2 separate regions of the Mus musculus genome follow, and region 2 is linked to region 1. The links are chromatin loops, found by intact Hi-C in ENCODE. Cell type or tissue: left cerebral cortex. All regions are shown on one strand. Links, peaks and the distances in the headings refer to the core of each region. The heading gives the core; the rest is flanking DNA. Region 1 has its middle 21 kb from the start of Gm40518. Region 2 has its middle 89 kb from the start of Gm40518.

Region 1 (2,921 bases), core at 198-2,697:
TTGTTTGTTTTGTTTTGTTTCTTTGTTTTTCTTAGAAGTCTGATGGTCAGCTAGAACTCTGCCGATATAGATATACTTGTCTGAGTTGGTCTGGCCCAGAGACAATGTGTCTCTTCACGTTTCTTAAATGAACAATTTCCCAAAGGGTGTGCTCTTCAGTGATAGGCGTTATCTAGCATCTGCAAGCATCACAACTATAAATAGCCCACTTGCCACAGCGAGAAACAAGAAAGTACTCTCCTTTTAAACCTTGAGGCCAAGACAAATCAGCCACATGGCCAAAATCAACACTGATGGATTCAGAAGCATATTCCTGCACAGAGATCAGTTGATGAGATTATTTGTTGAAAAATTATCTCCCATTGATCAAAGCATTCAATCTAAGCAGTGTCTGGCATAGACCCAAGCGACTGGATCCAGTTGCTTAAATATGTCGCCATTTTGATGCTTGCTCATGGATGCACACTGGGGTTTCAGTATGGGGGCTGGGCTATCGATCCTCTTGCCTACCTCACACCAAGTTACCCTTGACCACATATTTGCTGTGTTCCTATCTGTGAACTACACACTCAAGCAAAGAAGACCGCAGTGTTTCTCCGATAACTCAAACGCACTGATCAATTTTATAGAAAGGTTTCAACTACTTAAGAAGAAATTAGGGCCTTTGGGAGAAATAGGGGCTTAATAAAGACAGAGTAAGATTGAAGGAGGTGATAACAAGGAGGCGAAAGGAATCCAGGACCAATGTCAGATCTCAGCTAGAGCGGAGGTCACCTTAAAGAAGAATGACAGCCATGGGCAGGGGGTCCAATTAATTAATTACACCTTAATTGAAAAAAGCTGCCTCTGTTCTCTCGATGTCCTCACTGTCCTCTAGAACTACAGGGAGTACCATGGCATCTGGGGAAGGGAAGGGAAGGGACAGAGCCAGTTTCTCTGTCCCCCTCTCTCTTCCTTCTGATCCAAAAGAGGTAATGAAAAGGTTACCATGGGATCAACGACTTCATACATATGCAGAAGAAAGACAAATCAACCTTAAATCCAAAAAAAAAAAAATTAAAATATAAATAGACTTGTTTGTTTCAAGGATTTGCAGTGAATGCTTGACTCAGTCTGAAGATTAATCAGTGATGGGTAATTATACTCACGCGCATGCGTACCCACATATTCACATTACAAAGATAACCCTAGTTCCCTCTAAGCAGCAAAAATGCAAAAACAGTGTGAGTTTTCTGATTCAAACAGAGGTAAAGTCACCTGAAGCTTCACCCTGGGCTCCAGAGTTCTTTTCATACCCACTGCCAGGCTCCAGCCCAGGATGGTTAGGACGGGCATCACTGAGATCTAGAAACAGCCGCCTCCTCCTCCTCCTCCTCCTCCTCCTCCTCCTAACTCCTCTTCTTCCTCTTCTTTCTCCTCCTCCTCTTTCTCTTGCTCCTGCTCCTCCTCCTCATTCCTCACTGTCTCCTCTTCTCTATTTGTCTCTCCAGCATTTTCCCTGAAATTCTAAATTTTCTTACCAAAAAAGAGTCAGTCTTCAATGCAGACACTCATGGACTTTTATTCCCATGCAAGCTCTACCATACACAATGAGCTGAGCACACTTAAGCTCTGACCCCAGGGACTCAGCCTTGAACAACATGTGGACGCAGTGGCTCACCCTTGTAAATCCTGTGCTTAGGAAGTGGAGGCAGGAGGATTGCTATGAGTTGAGGTCTGCCTGAAGTACACAGAGAGACCAAGACCAGCCTAAGATACATAACAAAACTAAATGAAATGACCACCACCTACAACAACAAAAACAGAGAACAGCTTTTCTCAACTGGGAATAATTTTGATTTCCCAGGATCATTTGATAGTGTCTGGAGACATTGCTAATGGTCTTAGATTGGGTGAAAGGCTACCAGAATCTATTGGGCACAGGCTAAGGAGACTCTTCTGCAACACATAAGAAAGCTCAATACATAGAACTAAAATGTTCATGATGAGGTTGAGAAACTCTAAAAACCTTGGCCTAGGAGAAAAATCAAATTACAAACACATTAATGGGTGAGTCCCTTCCAGCTCTTAATAAAGGGTCCTGTATGTACTAAGGTCCTTGAGTGGAGACAAACTACACATTTTATTTCTCTCTCAACTCTGGGTCTTCCAACTTAGTTGTCTCTCAGCTTTGGTGCAACCTTTGAGTTACAGAAAGAAAGCATATGTTCCCTAATGTGCTATTCCTGAAGGCAGGCATCTTGATATTTGATCGTCCTTTTAACCCACTCACCCTAGTAGTCTTTATCTGAAATAACTAGATTATCAATAAAAAAGGAGAATAAATCCACATTCAGCATTAAGAACTAGAAAGACCACAGACTGAATATTCCATGACAGTGGTTTTGCTGAGTGGCCACGGGTGTGTGCCAGCTTCCTTCTGTCACTAATGTCTCTCATTCTCCATCTGGGAGCAGCATTCCCACTCACCAGGCCTCCTGCTGGAGGAAAGAGATTGGAAATGGAGGCAAAGGGTTGCGCCTTGGCTGTGCCCCTACCGGCTCTGTAGCCTTAGGCAGGTTTCTCTCTTGTACAGTGAGGGTAGTAATGAAGCTTTACTGGGAGTCGCTGACTGAGTGGTGCGTGCAAGGCACTAAGAACAGTGCTCGGCACACAGCAAGTGCTCAAATCCTATTAACCATCATCCCAAACAACTATCACCATGAGCAAGTGGCCACTAGCTTGGGGGAGTCATGAAACATCTTATTAAGTGCCAGAGGTTTGTTTGGAGAGCAACAGTGAGAACCTGTACTTAGCAAAGGGGACCTCGGAGCACCTTTCACCACTGTTAAGCCAAGGCTTTCAACCTCAGCATTATTCGCATCTAGGGCCAGATAACCTTTGTGCGTGAATGGGAATGTCTTTAGCACTAGAGAATGCAA
Region 2 (2,921 bases), core at 131-2,630, 110 kb after region 1:
AGATTAGAGCTAGAAATTTTGATTATCAGCATGAAATGCTGTCCTAGTATTTGTAAGAAGAAGAAGAAGAAGAAAAAAAGGTAAGATATTTCTTGTACTTGACCCTCCAAAAATTACACTGCTGTCCAATGTGCTGATTCTATGAAAGTAAAGTCACGTGTTACAAATGCAAATGAATGAATTGGATTAAGGAGAGAACAGGGGCCTCCTATCATAGAGAACCATACTGTTCTTAACGTAGAGGAGAGTCATCTCAGGCTGCATTACACTGAAGTAGCAGATGATCTGAAAACCTTAATGGCTTCCACCTCATAAACTTATTTCTTTCTATGCTACACGGATGTTATATTCTTCTTTATTTAGTGACCCACACTGAAACAGCAGCTCTGGTCAAGGATGTGTTGATGCTGAGGCAGAAGAAGAAAGAGAAATTTCGCAACTGAATGCTGGCTCTTAAAGTATATGTAAAGTATAAAATAACTTATGTGATAACATCTCATTGACCTGAGTCTATCATATGGCCAAGGCTGACATCACTGCCTCAGATATCAAAGTTCCTGCAAATAGAAAAGTAAAAAACACCAGAAAGACTGACCTGCATGTAGCTCAGACCTGCAGAGCCAGAATTTAGAATTTCCTGTACAATCCTCCACCATGGGCATGAACGAAGCAGTCATTTCCCCTTTAAGACCAAATTAATATATATTCTAATCTGTAAGTAAACATCTCTTCCTTTCTTCCAAATGCACAAGCTTAGGATAAAAATAGAGGCATTTCATATGCCTATGTGTTCTGTAAACTAGCACATACGCAAAGATGCTGGAGGTTGGCTTCAAGAATTAGAAAGGTCTTCTTTGTGTGTCATAGATGCAGATGAGAAATATATTTAGAGGCAAAGCCAGTATCTCATCCAGCATATTACTAATTATAAATTCAAGCAGACATTTGGGGAGGATGGCAGGAGCCTACCATTTAGTTAAAGCAAATGGCCAATTATAAGTTCTCCCATAACAACAACACAATACGTTTTACATAGTTTCAAATCCCGAGAGGCTAATAATGCCTGTATTCAGTAAATGATCAATAACTTTAAAAAATAAGCACACACAGATACACACTCCTATATATAAAACTTAAATATAGGCTCGGCAGAGGAAGGAGAGCACGCAGCACTTGTCTTCCTGAGCTTGGCTTATCGCATCCATTTTTTAGCAAATGTAATTATCTCACTTTTCTTTACAGCTGTATAAAATTCCATTGTGTACATGGACCATGTTTCCTTTGTCTATTCATCTGCTGCTGGGATTCTAGGCTGGTTCAATTCTTTGTGAGTAGAATAGTAACAAGCATGGTTGTGCAAGTGTCTCTGTGACGTGCTGATTCAGAGGCTGCTAGGTACATACCCAGGAGTGGTGTCGCTGGGTCACATGGAAGCATCTCTGTCAGGATCTACAGTGGCTGTACCAGCTCCTACTTTGGCAGCACAGGAGTCCTCATCTCTACCCACATCCTTGGTACCATTTGCTGCCATTTGTTGTCTTGATGCTGACCACTTTGACAAATGAATGTGAGGTAGAACCTAAAAGTAGTTTTAATTTGCATTCCCCTGATAACGAAGGCTTTCAAACACCTTTCCAAGTATTTGTTGGCTCCTTGTGCTTCTTCTGTGGGGATTTGTCTATTCAGTCCACTGGTCTATTTGTCAATGAGATGATTTTGTTGTTGTTTAATTTCTGCAGTTTTTTATACATCTAGATGCTGCTCTTCCGGTGTGTAGTTGGCAGATAGAGTTTTTCCTGTTCGATAGCTGTCTCTTCACTCTGCTGATTGTTTCATTTGTAGTGCAAAAGTGTTTTCATTTTTATGCAATCCCATTAATCAATTCTTATGATTATTGTATGTGCTATTGATGTCACTTTAAGAAAGAGCTTGCAGGGCTGGAGAGATGGCTCAGGGGTTAAGAGCACTGGTTGCCCTTCCAGAGGTCCTGAGTTCAATTCCCAGCAACTCCATGGTGGGTCACAACCACCTGTAATGGGATCCAATGCTCTCTTCTGGTGCATCTGAAGACAACTACAGTGTTCTGATATACACAAAATAAATAAATAAATCTTTTTTAAAAAGTTCTTCCCTATGTCTATATTTTGAATATAAAAAAAATCAAGTTGAGACATTTCTAGGTGGCAATTTATATCACATTTCAAAATGTTTATTGAGTTTTGAGCTGAGAATTCCAAGTTTAGAAATTTATTCACAAAAGATGACAGGAAGTGCTCACAAAGAAGATAACTGGAGATGTACGGGCCATTTATCACCATCATGTAGATAGACTACATAGGAAGGCTAGAGAGAGGGAGGGAGAGAGGGACGGAGAGAGAGAGAGTGAGAAGAAGCACATAAAATAGAGATTTCTAACAACCGAGTACTAGTGAAATAGGTTGTAATATAGATAGCATGGGTAAAATACTAAATAATTAAAAAGTGTGTTTTGAAAGCACAGTTATCAGAGAAAATATGTGGAAAAACCCATTAGTTCTGATATATGACAAATATAATACACCTAATGTTAATAAAATGCATAGTCTATCTCTACATATAGATGTGCATACATGCATACCGAGCTGAAAGTCAGAACAAAATTATCCATTTCAAGAAAGACAACACATTTCTTGCCATTTCCCCCTTTTGAATTATGAAGATAAAGAATGAGACAGATCTCTTGTTCCCTGAGAGGAGAGATGCATGTGTGTCTATGAGGAGAAGAAAGGCTATCACAGGGAACAACACAGGCTCTGGTGTCAGGACCAACGGATGATGTAAACGAGGACAGGAAGCAGTTGTCAGCCACTGGAATTAGACACATGGCCATGAACACAGAGGGAGGCAGTTTTACTAGGTTTTGTTGTGTCCCATGTATTTAC

Evidence for each region. Hi-C counts contacts between places; a loop is a spot of excess contacts. Peaks named below come from ENCODE experiments on the same cell type or tissue, not always from the same donor. Only the 100,000 strongest peaks of a DNase experiment are listed, where the experiment ranks them.
Region 2: it touches region 1 in a loop (3-fold over the local background); 3 of 42 quality-filtered maps call a loop at or near these places.

What each region holds. Positions count from the first base shown.
Region 1 is chr9:48,177,827-48,180,747 of GRCm38, reverse strand. It overlaps a transcript of Nxpe4 not described here. Among named protein-coding and RNA genes, the nearest start is that of Gm40518, 21 kb to the right of the region's middle. In left cerebral cortex, for the core only: no CTCF peak of the experiment used is centred there; a DNase peak (open chromatin) is centred at 1,512.
Region 2 is chr9:48,068,227-48,071,147 of GRCm38, reverse strand. No RefSeq gene overlaps it. Among named protein-coding and RNA genes, the nearest start is that of Gm40518, 89 kb to the left of the region's middle. In left cerebral cortex, for the core only: no CTCF peak of the experiment used is centred there; DNase peaks (open chromatin) are centred at 817 and 1,337; H3K27ac peaks cover 1,688 bases.